Linked DNA regions of Homo sapiens: region 2 is linked to region 1. A link is an interaction called in ENCODE POLR2A ChIA-PET data of the cell type or tissue named here. Cell type or tissue: A673. All regions are shown on one strand.

The links. Peaks named below come from ENCODE experiments on the same cell type or tissue, not always from the same donor. Only the 100,000 strongest peaks of a DNase experiment are listed, where the experiment ranks them.
Region 2: POLR2A ChIA-PET joins it to region 1 with 10 read pairs; 17 of 35 experiments call an interaction of 5 or more read pairs at or near these places.

Annotation. Positions count from the first base shown.
Region 1 is chr4:109,436,943-109,441,942 of GRCh38, forward strand. All of the region lies in intron 1 of SEC24B (SEC24 homolog B, COPII component), which reads left to right. Among named protein-coding and RNA genes, the nearest start is that of SEC24B-AS1, 5.6 kb to the left of the region's middle. In A673, no CTCF peak of the experiment used is centred here; no DNase peak of the experiment used is centred here; H3K27ac peaks cover 1,554 bases.
Region 2 is chr4:109,569,005-109,574,004 of GRCh38, forward strand. All of the region lies in intron 1 of MCUB (mitochondrial calcium uniporter dominant negative subunit beta), which reads left to right. Among named protein-coding and RNA genes, the nearest start is that of MCUB, 11 kb to the left of the region's middle. In A673, no CTCF peak of the experiment used is centred here; no DNase peak of the experiment used is centred here.

The DNA of each region.
Region 1 (5,000 bases):
TTAAATGTTTTCCTGACTTCCACAAGCCCTTCTACCAAAGTAATTGAACCTAAGGAGGGGGTAGTAGAAACTCCAGTTTGTAACTGGTTCCTCAGAAGTACAGATGGCAACCTGCTACTTGTGATACTTATGATAGGCATCTGAAGTGGGGAGCCATCTTGTGGGACTGAACCCTTAATCTGTGGGATCCGAGTCTAACTTCAGGTAGGTAGTGTCAGAATTGAATTGAGTTGGAGGACCCCCAGTTGGTGTCTGTTGGGGAAAAATAAAAACAAAAATTCACACATCTGGTCACAGAAGTGGTCTGTGCAGAATGAGAGTAGAGTGAAAGAAGTTTTTTGTTTTTTATTGTTTGTTTTAGAGACAGGGTGTCACTCTGCCACCCAGGCTGGAGTCAGTGACTCCATCATAGCTAACTGCAGCCTCAACCTCCTGGGCTCAAGTGATCCTCCTGCCTCAGCTTCCCAAGTAGCTAGGACTATAGGCATGCACTACCACTCCTGGCTAATTATTTTTATTTTTATTTTTGTAGAGACTGAGTCTCACCATGTTGCCCAGGCTGTTCTCTAACTCCTGGCCTCAAGTGATCGTCCTGGCTAGACCTACCAAAGTCTTGCGATTATAGGTGTGAGCCACTGGGCTGGGCCCTGTTTTTTCTTTTACAAGTGGTTAGCAAATGGCAAACTTTTTTTGTTTGTTTGAGACGGAGTCTCGCTGTGTCGCCCAGGCTGGAGTGCAGTGGCACGATCTCAGCTCACTGCAACCTCCACCTCCTGGGTTCAAGCGATTCTCCTGCCTCAGCCTGCTGAGTAGCTGGGCCTACAGGCGCACACCACCACTCCTGGGTAATTTTTGTATTTTTAGTAGAGATGGAGTTTCACCATGTTGGCCAGGATGGTCTCCATCTCCTGACCTTGTGATCCACCTGCCTCGGCCTCCCAGAGTGCTCGGATTACAGACGTGAGCCACCGTGCCTGGCCCACAAACGTTTTTTAAGATTTGTTTTTCCAAAGGATATTGTATATAGATCCCTGATAGAGAAATCAGAAAAAAGCAAAGTGGTTGCGGTTAAAATAGAAGTAGAAGTTCAGTTGTTTTTAAGCACAGTTTGAAAAACACATAGTTTGGATCCCTACCTTTACAGATGAAATGAAGATTCAGAAAGGTTAAGTAGGTACATTTTCTACCAATTCTGTGAAAGCTTTGTGAGGGTGGCAGTTTTTTCTGTCTCTTGTTCACGTTGTATAATAAGAGCCTAGAACAGTATAGGCAAGTTACAGGTATTCATTAGACATGTATTAAATGAAGTCCATTTTATTTTTGCTAATTCCAACTCTAGATCTCTTCTTAAAACTTTTTGTCTGTTTGTTTATTTATTTATTTATTTTAGAGACAGAATCTCACTCTGTCACCCAAGCTGGAGTACAGTGTTGCCATCATAGCTCACTGCAGCCTTGAACTCCTGGGCTCAAGCAGTCTTCCCACCATGGCTTCCTGAGTAGCTGGGACTATAGGTGTGTGACACCATACCCAGCTAACTTTTAAAAAAAAATTTGTAGAGACTGATCTCAAACTCCTGGCTTCAAGTGATCCTCCCATCTAGACTTCCCAAAGTGCTGGGATTACAGGCATGAGCCACCATGCCCAGCCTAAAGATCTCTTTCTGTTAACAGACTCTAAGAAAATTCTTTTTAGAAACTTTGATGTTTGAGAAGAAAGGAATAGAGAGGCAGAAAACCTAGTCTTCATGATCACTTTTACTTGTTTTCTAGGTGTAACTGCTAGCATGTTTCCTCCACTTATTCGAAGATACAGCTTGACTTGATTTCAAGTCTGTGAAATCTTTCTCTTAAGCTTCCTTCCTTGGTGTTGTATTTCTATCCTTCATTTTTCATTGAGCAATATATGGATTTTTAAAACTATTTGTATTTCCATACCAAGCATTAATTGAATATTTCTTACCTTTTACTCTGCCTTTTGGGATTCCTTCCAAAGCTGAGTCCTCAAACGTAGGAAGACTGACTAAAGTAATAGCCTGGTAATGAACTTGTTGGGAGGTGAGGGGATGGGGCAGTCAGATTTAATAATAAGCTGCTGCTTTTTAATTTTACTTTTAGGAAGCAAATGGTGTTCATTTTCAAATGAAAGTATATTTTAATCCTTCCATATGCCCTTTTCCAGAATGAAACTACAGTTTTATCACTTTAATTGTTAATAATGCAAGAAAGATGAGATAGTAATGGGAATTACTAGAACTCACTATGGAAGATGTAAATAAACATACCATTCATACAGCAGTACTATCGGGTCAGTCACTGGAAACCCTTAAACTTTGAGGGCACATGCAGCATTTAAAATGATATAAATCTCCCTAGTGTATCTCAAATAAGTTCCTTTTGATCAGAGCCACATCAGTGTCTCAGGTTTCTAGTCTCCATTTATAGCTAACCGGAAGCATCAGGTCCTCTCATGAATATACCCCTGTGGTATTAAAGTGACTGTGTCTGAATACATAATTTCCTCCTAAGCTGATTTTTTTTTTTTTTTTTTTTTTTTTTTTTTTTTTTTTTTTTTTTTGAGACTGAGTTTCAGTCTTGTTGACCAGGCTGGAATACAATGGCACAATCTCAGCTCACTGCAACCTCCGCCTCCCGGGTTCAAGCGATTCTCCTGCTCAGCCTCCCGAGTAGCTGGGATTACAGGCATGCGCCACCATGCCTGGCTAATTTTGTATTTTTAGTAGAGACAGGGTTTCACTATATTGATCAGGCTGGTCTTGAACTGCTGACCTCAGATGATCCACCCGCCTTAGCCTCCCAAAGTGCTGGGATTACAGGCGTGAGCCACTGAGCCTGGCTCTAAGCTGATTGATAGATATCTCAAAGATCTTAAAGTAGGCCGAGCATGGTGGCTTACGCCTGTAATCCAAGCACTTTGGGAGGCTGAGGCGGGCGGATCACTTGAGGTCAGGAGTTTGAGACCAGCCTGGACGACAGGATGAAACCCGTCTCTACTAAAAATACAAAAATTAGCCAGGCGTGGTGGCAGGTGCCTGTAATCCCAGCTACTCGGGAGGCTGAGGCAGGAGAATCACTTGAACCTGGGAGGTGGAGGTCGTGGTGAGCCAAGATTGTGCCATTGCACTCCAGCCTGGGGGACAAGAGCGAGACTTCGTCGCAAAAAAAAAAAAAAGATCTTAAAGTATTCACTCCATATGTAAACAAGGGTCTTATATCTGGGTTTAATTTTTATTTTTTATTGCTATATATATTGCTTTAGTTGTTTGCAGTGTCTTTTCACTCCCTTCCTCTCCCCCCAAGTTTCTGGGATTGTAGCAGTAATTAATTTTGTAAACCATATTCATTGCCACCACTAGTATTTCATGTTACTTTATCTTTCCAATTCATCTGTAATTCCTGAAGTATTTTATGCTAAAGGTATTAGAATAATTTTCTTTCCTAGAAATGAGGCATCTTCATTGTCAGCATTGTTAGAAAAGATCATGTTATATATATTCAGCCCTGGAGAAGCTACTATTTTCAATAGGCTGAGCATACTCAGAATTGTCCAGAAGGAGTGGACTAGTGAAAAGGTTGTAGGCTTTGATATAGCCCAAATTTTTGTGGAGAAACTTACTTAACATGCTTCAGAGTATAATAATACCTTTCTTACAGAGTTGTTTATAGAACTACATTTAATAAGGTACTATTTTTAAAGTACTTAGCCCTAGAAGGAGCTTAGCAATTAGAGTCCCTCCCTTCCATTTTCTTCAGAACACCGTTTTATAAATTCTTCAGGTGGCAGAAACCATATGAGTTTTCTTCATCATATGCCCAGTAGTAGCAGCTTGTAATAGGCACTCAGTTAAGTGAACTTGGTTTCCTATTCGTTATTGCTTTTGAAGACTGGCCACTGACAGGAGTCTGTGTGCCAGCTCCCTCTCCCCTTTTTTGTATTTAAGGCTCAATCACTATTTTAGTCTTCTCTTTATTTTCTTCTGCTTTCCAGTCCTCCATCCCTTATGTCCGCAAATGCATTCTTGGAAGGTTTCTGGTAATAGGCCATCTATTTTAGCTAGTTTGCTTATGGAAAGGTAAGTTTAATGGGTTTTAAGTTTTCTAAAATTGTGTGCCAGAAGTCATTTGTAACAGGAACTGAGGAAAAGCAGGATGAAGTAGCGAGAGGGAGTGGTAAAATCATGTCTTGCCTAGCCAGTGGCCAAGTCTTAACTTGTTTTCCTTAGGATTTCTGATTAATGGATATTGTGAAATGAGGTATAAGCCTGGCTTTGGAACCAGCAATGCCTGGCTTCTTTGCTCCTTACCAACGATTTGAATTCGTATGAATTAGTGGGCTTTCATGGCCCTGTTTATTTGTATATAAAAGATGATAGTGATACTTCACAGAATTGTTTGAGAAGCATATCAGATTATATGTAGAAAAGCAAGGTATCTGGCATGTAGTAGATTCTGAACCAATATTGATTTTCTTTTCTTTCTGTATTTTGAGACAGGGCCTCACTTTGTCACCCAGGCTGGAGTGCAGTGATATGATCACAGCTCACTGCAGTCTTGACCTCCCCGGGTTAAGGTGATTCTCCCACTTCAGCCTCCTGAGTAGCTAGGACTACAGGGGCATGCCACTATGCCCAGCTAATTTTTGTATTTTTTGTAGAGATGGGGTTTCACCATGTTGCCCAGGCTCAAGTGATTCTCCTACCTTGGCCTCCCAGAGTGCTGGGATTACAGCGTGAGCCACCATGTGTGGCCTTGGTTGTCTTTTGGCCCCTCACTCATAGCACTCATTGTCGTGGTATCCAAGAAGGATAATTGATGTTGTAGCAGGAATAATCTATACTTAATGCAGTGAGATTTAATCCAGTTGTTTACATAGCCTGTGTCTGTAGGCTCTGTCCGCCAGCGGTGACTGGAACAGTTACCTTCATCCTCAGGTATATTTGCAGTTTATGGAATGTAGGAGAGAAAGAATACAAGAAAACA
Region 2 (5,000 bases), 130 kb after region 1:
GAACCTTTATACATATTACATTTTCTATTAAAAGTGAACAGTAGTCTTTTTTTTCTTTTTGAGACAGAGTCTGGCTCTGTCACCCAGGCTGGAGTGCAGTGACACGATCTTGGCTCACTGCAAGCTCCGCCTCCCGGGTTCACGCCATTCTCCTGCCTCAGCCTCCCGAGTAGCTGGGACTACAGGTGCCTGCCACCACGCCCGGCCAATTTTTTATATTTTTAGTAGAGACGGGGTTTCACCATGTTAGCCAGGATGGTCTCAATCTCCTGACCTTGTGATCCGCCCGTCTCGGCCTCCCAAAGTGCTGAGATTACAGGCGTTAGCCACTGCGCCTGGCCATGAATAGTAGTCTTAAATCATATTTTGATTAATTGTTTTATTTCAGATATACTTTCATATCAGGATTTTTAAAGGGCATAATTAACAAAATTTAACAAAATATAAATTCTGGAAGGACTGCCTGGCATATAAGTATTTTCTTGGCTATCCCTTTTTTTTTTTTTTTTTTTTTTTTGAGATGGAGTCTCACTCTGTTGCCCAGGCTGGAGTGCAGTGGTGCGATTTTGGCTTACTGCACCCTCTGCCTCCCGGGTTCAAACGATTCTCCTGCCTCAGCCTCCCAAGTAGCTGGGATTACAGGTGCCTGCCACCACACCTGGCTAATTTTTGTATTTTAGTAGAGATGGTGTTTCCCCATGTTGGCCAGGCTGGTCTCGAACCCCTGACCTCAGGTGATTGGCCTGCCTCGGCCTCCCAAAGTGCTGGGATTACAGGTGTGAGCCACCGCTCCTGGCCAGGTCTCTGTGTTACAGCAGCTCTGCCTGTGCCTTATCTTGTTCCAGTGGCTGACCAGCCAACCAAAAGTTTCTAAATAGATTGAGACATTGTGAGATGAATGCTGTTGGAGGCTGTCAGGAAGCAATATAAAGAAGTTCCGAGAATGGTAATCCATGGTTAAACCTGAAATAGAAGAGGGCATGTAATGCATGTTATAGAGCATAACATTTTGTCTCATGCTCTCTTGGCCTGCCACTCACCCATACTATTTCTGGTTAAAAATCCATCTTTGACATCACTACTTCCATAAATAGAGCCTTTCCTGATTACCTAGATGAAAATCATCTTTCTTTCATCTATCTCCATATAGTGTTTATTTTACTGCTCATTTGGTACTTCTGTACTCCCTTGTATTAGGGCTTTTTTATGTATTGAGCTTACCACCATGCCTGCATCCCCCCATGTACCTTCTCTTTCTCTGTACATTGTAATCTCGAAGATCAGGTGCTGTATCTTTTATATCTTTGGGAATGTATATCTTTGTATTTCTTATTCTGCTAGTACAGGTACTTGTCCTAGTGTTAAATGAATGAGGTATAAGGAGATAGCTGTCATTGTCTTTATGAGAAATTATGTTGGTCTATGTCAGAGATTGGTAAACTTTTCCTGTAAAGGTCCAAATAGTAAACATTTTCACTGTTGGTGGCCTTTGGCCTCTGTCCAAACTACTCAACTTTGCCATTGTAGTGCAAAAGCAGCCATAAATAGTACCTAAATGAATAAGCATGGTTGTGTTCCAATAAACTTTATTTTCAGAAATGGCCACAGACAAGATTTGGCCCATAGGCTGTAGTTTTGGCCAGCTTCTGGTCTGTAGACTCAATATCAAGATTTTGGAAGTACTAATACAGATGTTATGCTAGAGGACTAATTTAGATGTAGCAATACCGTATATGTATAGTGGGATGAGATAAGTACGTTAATAAGGACCAATTACGAAGTCATGGTTATTGTACATGGAGCTGGAATAACAGGAATGGATACAATGGAAAAACAGGAGGAATGTAAAGATGTGTAGAGATTTCAGCAGTTTTCTGTGTTAGCCTTATAACTAACCATGAGGCCACAATGCCTGGCAAGTATGAGAGAAGGAAGAGAATGGGAATGCTAGGACTAAGATGTATAATGAATTCCTGTCTGAAGTCAAGGGAAGAATCAGAGTCAGTAGTGAGTTGCATTTCCTATGAGAGAAGTGACATGATGGATGAAAAGGAAAAGGCTTGGCTAAGGAACATTCAAGGCAGTGCATTGGCACAGGTGTTTATTCCAATAGGTTTATTTCTCTTTAGAATCATTAAACCATGGGTATCTTTCATCTAGCCCAACATTAGAACTTAGTGTGTGTATGTTTTTCCTTCTTTTTCCTTCCCCAAACTGTTTTTTTAAGAAACGAATTTTATATATCTTTCTGGTTCAGAGTAAGCTGTGCTGCTGAAACAAAAAAACCTAATGATTAAACTTTATTTATTTATTTATTTATTTATTTGAGACTGAGTCTCACTCTGTCACCCAGGCTGGGGTGCAGTGGTGCGATCTTGGCTCACTGCAACCTCCGCCTCCCAGGTTCAAGCAAGTCTTCTGTCTCAGCCTCCTGAGTAGCTGGGACTATAGGCACACGCCATCCTGCCCAGCTAATTTTTGTATTTTTAGTAGAGATGGGGTTTCACCATATTGGTCGCCCTGGTCTCCAGCTCCTGACCTCAGGTGATCCACCCTCCTCGGCCTCCCAAAGTGCAGGGATTACAGGCATGAGCCACCGTGCCAGGCTATTGTTAAAGCCAGTTTTTTCCCTCTTAGGAAATGGTTCTGTGATGAGCTCTACAGGTCAAGCAGTAGCTCTGCTCCACACAGTCATTCAGGGAGCTAAGCTGACCTGTTCCTTTGTCATCTCTACATGTGACTTCCAAAGTCAAAAGTGCACAGAGGATGTTTCAGTTTTGCAAGATGTTATGGCCTAGGCCTGGAGTGTTACATATCTTGTGTGTGTGTTCCATTGAATATTTTATTGAATATGTCACATGGTCACATTTAGCTTCAAGAAGGCTGAGATATGTAGTCCTGGCCAGGAACCACATTCTAGCTAAAAGTTGATTACTGTGGGAAGAGGAAGAATGGATTCTAGCAGATGTTTAGCTACATCTGCCACAGTCCCCTTGTCCAGAAACGGGGTAGTTTTGTTTTGGGGGTCACTGAATTTCCAAGACACTATTGAGCCTCACTTATAAGTGTTCCTCAGCAATAGATATTTACAAGGAAACTTTATTTCTCTCTGAAAAACTTAAAAAGTAATTTGAGCTAGAACAGGAACATTTGACACCTTATTGGGTTCATTATAAGCCGCCCTCCAGGCGTATCATAATAGAAAAGGATATAGTCTTGTACACTTACACACTAAGGAAGAGAGAGAAATACATTATAATGGTTAAATTAGAATTTGAGGCCAGAACTGAAGTTTATGCAATAACATCTGATAAGGAAGAAAATAAATATAGCTGAGAAAAGATGCTGACGATATGGTTTTAGGGAGGACTTACTTTAGAGGAATTCTGGTGATTAATAGCTAAATGAGCAATAATAGTTATTAAAAGTATTATGCATATCTGGTACATTAATTTAGTAGCATTTTATAGACAAGCTTGTTATAAATATGTTCTAAAAACTGGAAATCTTAGATATTTAGGATAGTTGAAAGATGTTAACTAACTGTATCTCAGAATAAAACGTGTCTTAGTATATAATATCATAACTGACACTAATTCACTCTAGTTCAGGGTATATTTAGAAAGAGATTAATAACTATATTAGCATGACTTCATATAATGAAGTCATGTTATTTACTTAATTACGTCACTTATATACTTGGTTTTTTAATTTGTCAGATTTGGATGTCACTATTGATCAGTTTCAAATGCATAACTTTGAGATATTAGATATATTTTCAATGGCTTTTCATACTACTACAATATAATTATTGCTTTATATAATGAAATGGCTAGATTGCCATAGCTACATTATATATTTCTTGAACTAGTCACTCTTGTGTATTGTCTGTGGAATATTAGTAAGGCTTCAATTAATGAGTTGTCCAAAGTGCTATTTATAATATGTACATATATGTAGTATTGGAAGTATTTAATATTATTATTACTGATATAAACATATTATAAACTGTACCTGTGCCCAGCAATGTCAAAACATAAAATATCATTGTAGGTCCTGTGGAATTGTCTTTTTCTGGAGTCTTATTATTCTCATCCTACACTGCACCAGACTAATCTGCACTTAGTAAGCACATATTAACCATTGCTTTAAGAATATTAGGAACAGATTGGGCACGGTGGCTCACGCCTGTAATCCCAGCACTTTGGGAGGCCGAGGTGGGCAGATCATGTGGTCAGGAGATAGGGACCATCCTGGCTAACACTGTGAAACCCCATCTCTACTAAAAATACAAAAAAATTAGCCACGCGTGGTGGTGGGCACCTGTAGTCCCCACTACTCGGGAGGCTGCGGCAGCAGAACCGCGTAAACCTGGGAGGTGGAGCTTGCAATGAGCGGAGATCGCGCCACCACACTCCAGCCTGAGCGACAGAGTGAGACTCCATCTCAAAAAAAAAAAAAAAGGAAGAGTGGTAGAAACAAAACCGATTTAGCAATGCTAGGAAAAGGTTGTTTCTCTTAATGGGGGAGAAAAGTATGTATAGGATGAGGGAGTCCTGGCTTGGTAGTTGTGTACAAAGGATCTGGAAGTTTCCGTTGATCCACTCATGAATGATGGATTCTAGAAGCTAGTATGGCTCCTAACTAATTGAAGAGAAATGCAGCATCTGATTACAGCAAGAAACAGTTCCATTTCATTACATTGGGATTGTCACATTGATTGTCAGACTGAGTCAAGGGCATTGTGTTTTGTTACTGGGGCAGTACTTTACAAAGAACACTAACAAAGCTGGACAGGGAGGTGCATTCAGAAGATGATTAAGATGGTGAGAGTTCTTGTAGGAGATGATTAAAAGGGTTGAATTTTTTTTTTTTTTTTTTTTTTTGAGACAGAGTTTCGCTCTGTTGCTCAGGCTGGATTGCAGTGGCGCAATCTCGGCTCACTGCAGCCTCCACTTCCCAGGTTCAAGCTATTCTCCTGCCTCAGCCTCCCAAGAAGC